2 separate regions of the Homo sapiens genome follow, and region 2 is linked to region 1. A link is a contact called in ENCODE Hi-C or POLR2A ChIA-PET data. All regions are on one chromosome and are shown on one strand. Each heading gives the region's core, a stretch centred on a gene start or an enhancer-like site at or near the end of the contact. The rest is flanking DNA. Distances are from core to core; before and after follow the strand shown.

The links. Hi-C counts contacts between places; a loop is a spot of excess contacts on that map. ChIA-PET counts read pairs that join two places held with the same protein, here RNA polymerase II (POLR2A).
Region 2: a map with no recorded cell type shows a loop between it and region 1 (2.2-fold over the local background). The contact joins two enhancer-like sites. A Hi-C loop is called at or near these places in 1 of 37 single-sample maps with no recorded cell type. POLR2A ChIA-PET finds 5 or more read pairs at or near these places in 2 of 52 experiments (PC-9 and WTC11).

The regions. Positions count from the first base shown.
Region 1 is chr11:77,241,033-77,248,030 of GRCh38, reverse strand. It overlaps GDPD4 (glycerophosphodiester phosphodiesterase domain containing 4), which reads left to right. Exons shown (of 17, transcript NM_182833.3): 12 at 2,529-2,750; 13 at 4,183-4,337. Among named protein-coding and RNA genes, the nearest start is that of GDPD4, 57 kb to the left of the region's middle. Within about 2 kb of position 3,415, at least 4 of the 41 ENCODE cell types and tissues checked have a DNase peak (open chromatin) inside an H3K27ac peak, as active enhancers do.
Region 2 is chr11:77,545,259-77,552,256 of GRCh38, reverse strand. No RefSeq gene overlaps it. Among named protein-coding and RNA genes, the nearest start is that of LINC03030, 22 kb to the left of the region's middle. RefSeq lists an enhancer at 3,045-3,114. Within about 2 kb of position 3,794, at least 4 of the 41 ENCODE cell types and tissues checked have a DNase peak (open chromatin) inside an H3K27ac peak, as active enhancers do.

The DNA.
Region 1 (6,998 bases), core at 2,166-4,665:
TGTCCAGGCTGGAGTACAATGGTGCGATCTTGGCTCACCGCAACCTCTGCCTCCCGGTTCAAGCGATTCTCCTGCCTCAGCCTCCCAAGTAGCTGGGATTACAGGCATGTGCCACCACAGCCGGCTAAATTTTGTATTTTTAGTAGAGACAGGGTTTCTCCATGTTGGTCAGGCTGGTCTCGAACTCCTGACCTCAGGTGATTCGCCCGTCTCGGCCTTCCAAAGTGCTGGGATTACAGGCGTGAGCCACCATGCCCGGACTTGTCTTTCTATTTCTTAACCAATATTATACATTGGTTCTTCCAATAACCTTTCTTTTTGTAATATGTCTACACAGAGGCACAGAGAACAGAGGACCTTTTAATCTTATTTTTATTTGAGGAACCAGATGTTTCATCTGGAGGACCAGAAATTTATTTTCATTTCTAGCTTGTTACTTCCTGTGGCTTTTTGAAAACATTCAATCACATGTTGAATATAGTCTAAACAGGCATTTATCCATTCCAGTTTATTTTTCTGATTAAGTCTAAAGAGGCACAATGTACTTCAGCTGTTAGGCCTACCCCCATAATACTATTTAAAGTTTACTGGAGTCTAGTTTTAAACTCTTATATTGATTAAATATTTACCATCTTTGCTATTTTGAATTTTTGGTCTTGTGTTGGTCTTTCCCATAAATTCTTTTAACAATTTTTCTCACAAGAAGGTTTAATAGTTAAGTGAACCAGTTGGTTTAGGTCTGGTAGTAGCTAACAAAATCTTGAATTCTGAAGCATATTTCTATTGTCCTGAGAATTAAGAAAACCATTAGTTGTAGCTTTCAATCAGATCTAAACCATGGTTTAGATCTGCCTTCTGGCCTAGCAATGATCTGCCTTCTGGCCTAGCAATTTTCCGGAGATACTGTGCAATGTGATTGTTTCTTTCCTGAGAAAAATGTTTAAAAAGGCAGCTTATTTAGGTCAAAGGAAGAAGAAGAAGAAATAGGAGAGGTATGAAAGAGAATGAAGATAAAGTTGTGTAGAGAAAAAGAGAGATTACTTGAGTCTTAAGAAAATGTGACTTCTTCCTTCTGCTACTTCCTTCTCCTGGGAGGTAGCCTTTTATCACTGCCTTCACTCAAATGATCTAAAAAATGGCAAGTGATTATCAAAGTTGCCATCTATTAAATTTAATGTAGCAAACATATGTGTGTTCTCCCATGTGTTAGGTGAAATGCTGTGCGTTTCAAAGAATGTATGACAGTTCCCACCAAGAGGGAGTTACACTCCAGTAGAGTCAGCAGAGAGTGAAGGAACTAATGTGAATTGTATACTTTTCTATCTATGTACCAGACATACTCCCAGACCCTGTAAATATTTTTATCATATTTAATCTTCAAAATAATCCTAAGAAATATATAGGTTATTCTTCCTCTCCTCTATTTTATAATTTGGGCAATGATGACTTGGAGAATTTAAATGGTTTTATTACCAAGGTTGCATAGCAAGAAGCATAGTGAGCCAGGATTGAACTTTAATGTACTAAGACATGTCCAAATTCTAATTCTGAAAATTTGTCTCTAATTGTATATTTATAAATATAGTCGTTAATAATTTTAGTTTCTTCTCATGCTTAGCTATTTTTACATACATTAGCTATATATGAATGAGACATACAGAGGCATAAAAATGGGCCATTGGGCTTCAAAGCCATTGAAGTCTCTTTATTTATTGATTTTTTTAGAGATAGGGCCTCACTCTATTGCCCAGGGCCTCACTCTATTGCCCAGGCTGTAGTGCAATGGCACAATCATAGCTCACTTGCAGCCTCAAACTCCTGGGCTCAAGTAATCCTTCTGCCTTAGCCTCCTTAGTAGTTAGGACTACAGGCATGTATCTCCACACCCAGCTATTTTAAAATTTTTTTGTAGAGACAAGGGTCTCACTATGTTGCCCAGGCTGGCCTCGAACTCCTGGCCTCAAGTGATACTTTTGCCTCAGCCTGCTGGGATTAAAGGCATGATCACAGCACCAGCCTTGAAGTCTCTTTAGTTCAGGAAGATTAAAGGAAAGCTTCATGAGGGAAATAGCATTTGAAGGGTAGGATTTTAACAAGTGGATATGGCAAGGAAGTCAAGGGAGGGGTAGAGCTGGTATTAAATTCAGTTGAAGCCAAAGCATGTGTTCTTCCTATTACACAAAACTAGAATAGCGGGAGCCCATGTAGGAAGCCAGCGTGACTGAAAAGGGATGTATTATCTTGACTTATGGGAGAGAAGGCTGGAAAGGAAGGTCAGGATAAGAACATGACCTTCAGTGCAAATACAACAGGTTGTAGGATATAGAAGAGACCATTCCAAACACTGTAATTATTGATGATGATTACATTTTATTTCTCTCCTTGTCACCTGTTTTCTAGGATTAGTACTTCAGAGGGCCTGATGGATTGAATGATAATGGAGCAACTGAGGTAGAGCTGGATGTGTGGCTACATAGTAGGAGAACTGGAAAGTGCTTTTATGTATTTTTTGATGTATTTGTTTCTAGCTCAGGCCATTTTACAATATGAAACCTCTATCAGAGGCAGATAAAGAAAGAGCAAGAAATCAGTCAATTCCAACACTAGCTGATTTATTGACACTTGCAGAGAAGGAAAGAAAATTTGTGATATTTGATCTTCATCGCCCTCCACCAAAACATCCTCTCAGACACACATTTGTCCGCCAAGTAGTAAGCGTGATCCTTGCCTCTAAAATCGAGCAACATCTGGTAAGTCTATCTCAGTATTTATGACATAGGTTGGGAGGTGGGTAGCATGTCCTAGGAGCACAGTAGTTGAACTTGACCTACCTTGTACATCTACCCTGGGATCCTTAAGTAATTTTACTTCCTATGGAAATGAAGATTGTTACTTATACAGCTACATGTGGTAATCTAGGAATGACCCAGTTAAATTTATCTCAGTGGGGAAAATCATTGAGGCTGTTTGCTATTCCAAACCAAATGAAATGTCAGCACCCTGTTAAAGAGGAATATGTGTAATAACTATCTAATGTGACCTGCACCACACCAACATAGATCCATTAGAAAGAGCCTGGGTAACATTAAGGCTTTGAAGACTTGGCATGATGAATGATATAGAAAGGAGAGCTGGTTCTTATTTGAGCAGAGATTTGCTCGTAATGTTTTTCAGAAGCAACTCTGCATTTGGGCAGTCAGTTGTTCCAAATCCCATAAATTCTCAGAATATGGGAGTGCTGTGAGTGAAACAATTATAAGTCTTTTTACAAATGGAAGTATTTCATAGATGAGTCATAATAGCATCTCTGTTGGCAGGAAATGACTCCTCTCAAAGATGATTTTTTTTAAATAAAATAGAAGCAGGGCCTCCCTATGTTGCCCAGGCCTGTCTCAAACTCTTGGGCTCAAGGGATCCTCTTGCCTCGGCCTTCCAAAGTGCTAAGAATACAGGCATGAGCCACCACACCCAGCCTCAAAGATGATTTTTAACATCATTAACCAGAAAGATGTTTTTGATTCTCACTATTCACCCATATCTATCAACTAATCTACTTTGCTTGTATGAGTCTTTGTGTACACAGTAGGCCCTTGACACTTGATGTTAACTGGTAAATGGAGAGGTCATGAGAAAACTCAGCTCCAGAGTAGCCCTAGTGAAAGCCCCATTATAAGAGTTCATTAGAAGATACTAGCCCAGGGCTGGGCGCGGTGGCTCACGCCTGTAATCCCAGCACTTGGGAGGCCGAGGCGGGCGGATCATGAGGTCAGGAGATCGAGACCATCCTGGCTAATACGGTGGAACACCATCTCTACTAAAAATACAAAATACAATAAAAATACAAAAAATTAGCCGGGTGTGGTAGCGGGCGCCTGTAGTCCCAGCTACTTGGGAGGCTGAGGCAGGAGAATGGTATGAACCCGGGTGGCGGAGCTTACAGTGAGCCAAGATTGTGCCACTGCACTCCAGCCTGGGCGACAGAGCGAGACTCCATCTCAAAAACAAAACAAAACAAAGAAAATACTAGCCCATGTTGACTCTTTCACCAAGGACTAGACTCTCTCTCTCTACTCTCTGTAGAATACTACCTGTGCTGGAATGGAGCTCCCTCCATTCTCTATGGGGCTGTTCGTACCTGGATAGCTGATTATCTACTGAGGGACTTCTTGTTTCTCCTTAGAGATTTTTTGGTTGCCAGCTCATGATAGGCAATACGTCAGGTCCGTGGCTCCTGGTTTTCAGCATGTGGGCCGTTTAGTATCCATTGAAACCCTTGCTAAAAACAATATCAGTATAATAAATGTTGACTACAAGAAGTTGTTCCCTAATGGGTTAAGGTAAGTGTTTGACCACACCTCTCTTGGCACATATTGCCTTACTTACACAAAATACACATTCTAATTAAACTTCTTAACTTCCCCTTTCCATCTCGGAATTTCTGTGTGTGGTTATCTCCTTTGAATCTCCTTTCTTTTTCCTACCCCTTCCTCCCTCCCTCCCTCCCTCCCTCCCTGTGCCAACAAACATTTATCAAGTGTTGACTGTGTCCCTGGAACATAGACTTTAGCCTCTGCTGTGTACTCTAATCTTTCACCATTCAGTACACTTTTTTGTATGCTTGGCATTTCTGTTCTTATATAAAAGGTGGACGTTGAAAAGTCAGAACTCAAAACGTTTATTTCCTCCTACCATTACCAGATGGATGGCAGTACCTTGTAAATGGCTTTGTGATCCAGATAGCCATATTTCTGGAACGGATAATTAAGAATATAACAAAACTATTATTTAAAAAATGTAAAAATAGCTGAGCATGAGAAGAAACTAAAATTATTAACCACTGTATTTATAAATATACAATTAGAGACAAATTTTCAGAATTAAAAGCACCTGGGAATAAAATAACTTTTCCAAACTTAACTATTATTAAACATGCTTAATTTAATCCATATCCCCTTTGTCTTAGATTTAAGGTTAATTTTTTATATGATTCTAAATGCTTTAGAGACAAAGTCTTCCTTGGGGAGGGACAGAGGGAGGGAGATAACAGGTTAGAGATACATAATATATAGATATCTATTATCTACCTATCTATAATAGATTATAGATAATAGATATCCAAAGTCTCCTTTGGGTTTAGTAAAAGGCTGTTGCATGCATCTGTTTCTGTTCCTGCTTTTTCTGCCTTTCTGGCTATGGATTGATCATATAATAGTGTCTTTTTTTCTTTTAGCGTTGGAAAATTATATATGTTTTACTCTCTAATTCCCATTCAGAAGATTTTTCTTTACTCAACTACTCTTCTATTTTGAGCATATTTCTATTTTCTTCTACTTTTTTTTTCAAATAGAAAATGGCTCTAGAATGATTTCCTTCTCTCTTAATCCTGAGATTGATCTAGTAGTTGAAAAATAATTATGACTTCCATTTATTGAGCTATTATTATGTGTCAAGTTATATGTTTGCTAGACCTGGCCTAGCCATCAGCTACTTTGGTCTCTTTGGAAAAGTTTCTAATTGTCAGTTTTCTCCTTTGTAAATTAGAATAACAGTGGTACCTGCTGGAGTGGTTAAAAGGTTTAATGAGATTATTCTTGCTGTTTTAACTGAGAATGCTTTAAATGCATTGTTTTAATCAAAAGTATATGAGTATAGAATTGCCCTCTGTTTTATTTGTGATACTACAAAGTTTTTTAATGTTTTAAAGACATTTTAAAAATTTATATTATTTTTAATCGACATCATAACTGTATATATTTATAGGGTACAATGTGATGTTTTAATATATTTACACAATATGGAATGATTAAATCAAGCTAATTAACATATATCATATCTTTTTCATGTTAAGATATTTGAATTTACTCTCAGCTATTTTGAAATATACATTATTATTGACTGTAGTTACCCTGCTGTGCAATAGATCTCAAAACATTTCCCTCTATCTAACTGAAACTTTATACCTTTTGACCCAACATTTCCTCTCTCCCTCAACCCTTTGGTAACCAACATTCTACTTTTCAGTAACCAACATTAGCCTTTGGTAACCAACATTCTACTCTCTTTTTCTATAAGTTAGACTTATTTATTTATTTTTTTTTTGAGACAGAGTCTCGCTCTGTCACCAGGCTGGAGTGCAAAGGCCCAATCTTGGCTCGCTGCAACCTCCGCCTCTTGGATTCAAGCAGTTCTCCTGCCTCAGGCTGAGACTACAGGTGCACGCCACCATGCCCAGCTAATTTTCTGTATTTTTAGTAGAGATGGGGTTTCACCATGTTGGCCAGGATGGTCTCGATCTCTTGACCTCGTGATCCACCCGCCTCGGCATCCCAAAGTGTTGGGATTACAGGTGTGAGCCACTGTGCCAGGCCTTTTTTTTTTTTTTTTTTTTTTTTAAAGACAGGGTCTTGTTTTGTCACCCAGGCTGAAAGGCAGTGGCGTGATCTTGGCTCACTGCAGCCTCTACTTCCTGGGCTCAAGCTGTCCTCTTACCTCAGCTTCTCAAGTAGCTGGGACTACAGGCACATGCCAACACACTTGGCTAATTTTTAAATTCTGCATAGAGACGTGGTCTTGCTCAAGCAGTTTCCTCACCTCCACCTCCCAAAGTGCTGGAATTATAGGTGTGAGCCACCGTACCCCACTGTAAGTTTGACTTTTTTAGAGTCCACACGTAAGGGAGACCATGTGGTATTTGTCTTTCTTTGCGTGGCTTATTTCACTTACCATAATGTCGCCCATGCTCAACCATGTTTTCACAAGTGACAGAATTTCCTTCTTTTTAAAGGCTGAATAGTATTCCTTTGTATGTATATATTACATTTTCTTTACCCATTCATCTGTTTGATGGACACTTAGGTTGATTCCATATCTTGGCTACTGTGAATAGTGTTGCAATGAACATGGGAGTACAGATATCTCTTTGACATATTGATTTCACTTCCTTTGGATATATACTCAGTAGTGGGATTTCTGGATCATATGTATGTTAGTTCTATTTT
Region 2 (6,998 bases), core at 2,545-5,044, 300 kb before region 1:
ATCCCAGGCTGTGGGCATTCCTTGGCCCACTGGCCAGATTTCCAGCACTTGGAGCAAGATCCTGGGGGAAAAAGTCCAGGAGGAATGCCTGACTGCTATGGTTTAGGCGTTTTGAAGTTCTTATGTGCTGGAGATGTGGCTGGGGTTTCTCTCACAGTGGAGGCAAGTAATTGCAATTGAGAAATACACTGCCGCTCGGCTGCCTCTTCTCTATTATTGTACACCTTGAAGGCAAGGTTAATTAAGTCCTGTTGTGGGGTTTGAGGGCCGGAATCTAATTTTTGGAGCTTTTTCTAATGTCAGGAGTGGATTGGATAATAAAATGCATATTAAGAATAAGACGGCCTTCTGGCCCCTCTGGATCTAGGGTGGTAAAGTGTCTAAGGGTTGTTGCCAAACAGGCCATGGACTGGGCTGGGTTTTTATATTTGATGAAAAAGAGCCTAAACGCTAACTGATTTGGGAGAGGTCGGATAAAGAAAAAGGAGCATTAACCTTGACTATGCCTTCAGCTCCAGCCACCTCTGTAAGAGGAAATTGTTGGGCAGGTAGGGGAGGGCTAGCCACGGAACGAAACTGTAAGCCGGACCGGGTGTGAGGAGGGGAGGTGATAGAAGGATTATAGGGTGGAGGAGCAGAGGCTGAGGAAGAATTGAGATCTGGCTTGGCCTGGCGAGGAGCAGCCTGGGGAATGGGGAAAGGTCAGATGGGTCTGTAGAAAAGGAGGATTCAAAGGGCTCAGAGCTTGGGGTGGAGCCTGAAGGAACAGACAGGAGAGAAAGAAGAAAGATTTGGGACGAGTCATATTGGGAGCAGAGACTAGGGAGGGACCAATGTGTAAAGAATGCTTAGACGTCAGGCACCTCAGACCATTTGCCCAATTTTCGACAAAAATTATCTAGGTCTTGTAGGATAGACAAATCGAAAGTGCCATTCTCTGGCCACTTGGAACTATTTTCGAGTTTGTATTGGGGCCAAGTGGTATTACAGAAGAAAATAAGATGTTTAGGTTTTAGGTCAGGTGTTAGTTGAAGGGGTTTTAGGTTTTTAAGAACACAGGCTAAGGGAGAAGAAGGGGGAATGGAGGGCAGAAAGTTGCCCATAGTGAAGGAGGTAAGTCTAAAGAGAAAGGTAGAGACACAGGGTGGAGGGCAGGGGTGAGCAGCCCTGGGCTGTAATATGGGTGAGCAGCCAAAGCAGGCATCCCCACAGTTGACTTACCACCAAGGAAATGTGGGTAAATGACCAAGGCAGGCATCCCCGCAGTGATCAGACACCAATGGAATGTGGGTGAATGATCAAGGCAGGCATCCCTGCAGTGATCAGACACCAAGGGAAGACTGTCTTCCTAAATTTGTGACCGACGTTGGAGTTTTTGAGTTCACGGATAAAATGTGTCTCCTTTGTCTCTGCTAGAGAGGAAAAAGAGCTGGAATTGGAAGCACAGGGAGACTGAAGGGTAGTGAGAGAGGCTGGAGAAGAGAGTGAAGAGACCACTTACCTGATTTGAAATTGGTGAGATGTTCCTTGGGCTGATTTCAGGACCCAAGGTCGTAGGTGGATCTCCTCAAGGAGTGAGGGCGAGGACAGGGGACCAGTCTCCTGAAGGAATCCCCCTGTCCCAGGTCTTCAGCACCAAATGTTACATGCGTCCGTGTGAAGAGACCACCAAACAGTCTTTGTGTGAGCAATAAAGCTTTTTAATCACCTGGGCGTAGGTGGGCGAATCTGAAAAAGGAGTCAGCAAAGGGAGAGAGATGGGGTGGGACAGTTTTATAGGATTTGGGTAGGTAGTGGAAAATTACAGTTAAAGGGGGTTGTTCTCTTGTGGGCAGGAGTGGGGGTCACAAGATGCTTGGTGGGGAGCTCCTGAGATTCATTGCCCCGGAGAAGGAATGTCACAAGGTCAATTGGTCAGTTAGGGTGGGGCAGGAACAAATCACAGTGGTGGAATGCCATCAGTTAAGGCAGGAACTGGCTATTTTCACTTCTTTTGTGGTTCTTCAGTTGCTTCAGGCCATCTGGATATATATGTGCAGGTCGCAGGGGATATGATCACTTAGCTTGGGCTCAGGCCTGACAATTGGGGTCTCAAGAAAGGGAAAACACCACAGTGAAGAGGAGTGTGGAGTCTGGTTACTTCCTGCTGAAAGGGGGCATTGAAGGGATAGGTTGCATTTTTTCCTTTCTTGCTCTGTCATGAAGGGAATGAAGGGTCACGAAAAACTCGTTCAGGACAGGGAAAACCGGGTTCCATCAAAAGGCCCCATGCAAATGGAAGTTGCTGTTACAGGCTGGTATTGGGATTGCATAGCCATCTGTAGGTGGAATCTTTGCAATCTGGAAGATATAAATTTAATGAGCATGTTAAAAAAAAAAAGCAGGGATCAGATATTAAAAGAAGAATGACAAGGAACAAAGGTCCAAGGAATGGGAGAAGCCAAGTGATTTTTGGAAACCAATTAGTAAAAGTTTTGGTCCAGTCTTGGTTACTTTGGGAAAGTGTGTGTAGTCATTTAGCTTGTTTGAAAATTTCTTGGACATCAGTTTCCACTTCTCCGGACACATTAATGTAGGTGCAACAGGTTTTGTTGATGACAGCAAAGACTCCTCCCTCTTCAGCTAGGAGGTAATCCAGAGCACATCTTTTACCAAAAACCAGAGGAACCAGATACCTGCTTTGGAAAGTAGGGAAGTCTAATTACATCTAATTTTCCCCAGATAAGGAGTTTTGCCTCTGGATGGCCTGTTTGATGGTCACCAGGTGCTATTTGCTCCCTTCTAAATTCTAAATTCTCAGGTAAGGAGCTTTTTCTCTGGGGCCTGTTCAATGGTCACCAGGTGATTTTCAGTCTCCTCATGTACTAAGTAGCCAGGGTAGAGAATTATTTCTCCAGACCAATACCCTCACTGTACAGATGCGAAAGACAAGCCTGGAGAAAATGAAAGTGATTTGCCTGGTGACATGAAATCAAGAACTCAAACTGAGGTCTGCTGACTCCTAGTCATGGGTTCTCTCAGCACTCGACACTGCCTTGGCCTCACTTCATGTGCTTCCACAAAGGCTCAGCCCATACCAGGTCCACCCCGGTGTCTAATCCACAGCAATGCCAACAACAATGTGAGTGTTTATTATTGTGCTACTTTACATATATTATCTCTAATCCAAACAACATGCTTTCAAGAAAGGTGAGCATATCCCCATTATAAGAGGAGGAAGCTGCTGCTCAGAGACTTTAAGAGAGTAGCTAAAGTCACAGCTAGTGAAGACAGTTCAGAATTTGATGCAGTCTTTTGGACTCCAAAGCCTACGCTGTTTAGCTACACTCACCTCCATCTGTTCCTGCTCCATCTTACCTTCCCCAGGTTATTTCTTCATCAAGAGCTAGCTCTAATTCTACTCCCTCCCCAAAAGCCCTTCCACCCCAGACCACAGGGATCCCTTCATTGACTCAACTTTCATGGCAATAATCACCTGCATTAGCTGTTTGGCAAAGTCTAACTCACATTGTAATTTATTTTGTCGTGTATATTACTTGCTTCCTTATCTCTGAGGCTGAGAAAGAGAAGACGCTTCCTCTGTGTTTCTGTCCTTGCCCTGTAGCTGTGTTGAGTTGTGTTGATATTGCAAGAGCATAACATTTAGTCTGTTATGAGATTCTGCCCTTAGAAATACCTAGGGAAGGGATGCCTGTAGGCCCAAGCGGAGTTGAAAATTCAAAATGAAGAAGAACAGCGTTCTCTTCGGGTTCAGATTTGTAGTAATATTTATTCTCTTTTCCATAAGTAAGCCTCTAGGTGGCAGTCGAAAGCCTAGTTGTGAGAGCGTGAGTGTCTCATAAATGAAGTCACAAAATCTCAGGCTGAAAGGAGTTTTTCTCATCTAACTACCAATTCAAAGCTAGAATTCCCTCCCTGACATAACAACAACTATGGCAATATTTCTTCCATCTCAGGGGCTGGTGATGAGAAACTCCCTTTTTTCGAAGCACTTTTTCCATGTGTGGTCAGTTTATTAGAATATCGTTCTTGATTTTATGTGAAAACTGCTTCCTTGTAGCTTCTACCTACTCCAGAAAGAAACTAAGTGTATCTGGGCCTAGGGATGTGAGAACAGCAGAGTCTGAAGATCTGGAGAGCGTTTGACTGGCTCAGAGAAGCCTCCTTTTCACTTCTATTCTTCCCAAGGGCTTCTCCCCAAGAGCCTGGACTTCGTTTAGCCAAACCCACTTTCTCTGATCAAAATAACAAAGAGGCCAGGGCAGGCGGTTCATGCCTGTAATTCCAGCACTTTGGGAGGTTGAGGTGGGCTGATCATTTGAGCCCAGGGATTCAAGACCAGCCTGGGCAAAATGGTGAGACCCTGCCAATAAAAAAAATTTAAAAATTAGTTGGACATGGTGGCACATGCCTGTAGTCCCAGCTACTCAGGTGGCTGAGGTGGGACGATGGCTTGAGCCCAGGAGGCAGAGGTTGCAGTGAGCCATGATTGTGCCACTGCACTTCAGCCTGAGCAACAGAGCAAGACCTCATCTCAAAAAAATAAAAATAAAATAACAAAGAGAGATTAATACTGCACTTCCTGGTCTCAAATGTATTCTTTAGAAATATATAGGACAAGGCCAGGTGTGGTGACTCACGCCTAGCACTTTAAGAGGCCAAAGCAGGTGGATCCCTTGAGCCCAGGAGTTTGAGACCAGCCTGGACAATGTGGCAAAACCCCATCTCTACAAAAAATACAAGAACTGGCCGGGTGCAGTGGTGCGTGCCCAGTTACTCAGGAGGCTGAGGTGGGAGGATGGCTTGAACCTGGGAGGCAGAGGTTGGAGTGAACCGCGATTGCAGCCTGGGCAACAAAGTGAGAGAAAGAAAGAGAGAGAGAGAAAGAAAGAGAAAGAAAGAAAGAAAGAGAGAGAGAGGAAGGAAGGAAGGAAGGAAGGGGAAGGGAAGGGAAGGAGGGAGGGAAGGAGGAAGGGAAGGGAAGGAAGGGAGAGAGAAAGAGAGGAAGGAAGGAAGGAACAAAGGAACGGAAGGAAGGGAGGGAAGGAAACAAATATATACACTGACTATGTACCCACAAAAATAAAAAATTAAAAAATTAAAAGAAATGAAAAAATGTATATATAGAACAAACAAGTGTCTCTTCTTCTAGGGATCTAAAGACAGAGATTGAGTCATCCATCCATCCATCCATCCATTTGTCCATCCATCAAACATATCTTTACTTGGAGCCTACTATGTTACAGGCACTGAGTCTGCTAGTGGGCAGTCAATAAGTGATAAATCCCTAATAACCTGATGACTAACTCAGTCACAGGTAGGTCCAATTTTACATGGTACTTTTTTTTTTTTTTTTTTGAGACAGAGTCTCGCTCTGTTGCCCAGGCTGGAGTGCAGTGGCACGATCTCAGCTCACTGTAGCCTCCGCCTCCCGGGTTCAAGCGATTCTCCTGCCTCAGCCTCCTGAGTAGCTGGGATTACAGGTGTGCGCCATCACGCCCGGCTAATTTTTGTATTTTTAGTAGAGACAGGGTTTCACCATGTTGGTCAGGTTGGTCTCGAACTCCTGACCTCGTGATCCGCCCACCTCAGCCTCCCAAAATGCTGGGATTACAGGCATGAGCCACTGCACTCTACATGGTACATTTTTGAGAAGAGATTGGAGAGACAAGGGAACTAGCATTTACTGAAGAGTTGCCTATTAGGCAAGGTGCTAGGTGCTTGCTTTACATGCCTTATACTGTTTAAGACTATCTAATGAGATAGGTTATCTCCATCTCCACTTTACAAAGGAGGAAGCTGAGGATTAGAGAGCTTAATAACTGGACCAAGGACCAACAGCCAGGAAGTGATGGAGCTGGAGTCTGGATACAGAGGTCCCCAACTGCAAAACCACCACACTGTGAGCCTTGCATGGGGCTCCCTAGAACAGCAGAAGGGACAACATGGTCCCCTCCTGTCCTGTGTCTGATATAAATATTGCTTTTTTTTTTTTTTTTTTTTTTTTTGAGATGGAGTCTTGCTCTGTCGCTCAGGCTGGAGGAGTGCAGGGGTGCAATCTCGGCTTGCTCAACCTCCACCTCCCAGGTTCAAGTGATTCTCCAGCCTCAGCCTCCTGAGTAGCTGGAATTACAGGTGGCCGCCACCATGCCTGGCTAATTTTGTATTTTTAGTAGAGATGGGGTTTCACCATGTTGGCCAGGCTGGTCTCAAACTACTGACCTCAGGTGATCCCCCCACCTCGGCCTCCCAAAGTGCTGGGATTACAGGCATGAGCCACTGTGCCTGGTGACATATTGCTTTAAGTTAGGTTTTCTTTTTACACTTTCACACCCAAATCCCTCATTTTCAGCTTTTTAAAAAACTTATATTTTTAGAGTGATTTACTTGTGGTTTCTCATAAAAGTCAAATTTCCCATCAATACTTTCTGTTATAAACTTGGACACGGGACAGAGCACATGAAAATCAATATTTCATATGTAATCATGTGTAATTTGGGTATTCATTAGTTTGTTTTTATTTTTTGTTTGTTTGTTTGTTTTTGTTTTTGTTTTTGTTTGAGACAGAGTCTTGCTCTGTCACCCAGACTGGAATGCAGTGGGTCAATCTTGGCTCACTGCAACCTCCACCTCCCGCTTCAAGCGATTCTCATACTTAGCCTCCCGAGTAGCTAGGACTACAGGCACATGCCACCATGCCCAGCTAATTTTTTTTTTTTTTTTTTTAGTAGAAACAGGGTTTTGCCATGTTGGCCAGGCTGGTCTCGAACTCCTGACCTCAAGTGATCCTCCTGCCTCAGCCTCCCAAAGTGCTGGGATTACAGGCATGAGCCACCACGCCTGGCCATAGTTTGTCTTTACTTGATTATATTTATTTTAATTGATCAGTTGCTATGTTAAGAATATCAAAGAAAATTTTCAAGAAAATAAAAAAGATTACCCCAAGTCTCGTATTCTAATACAACTATTTTCATTGTAATTCATACTCATAGTACATA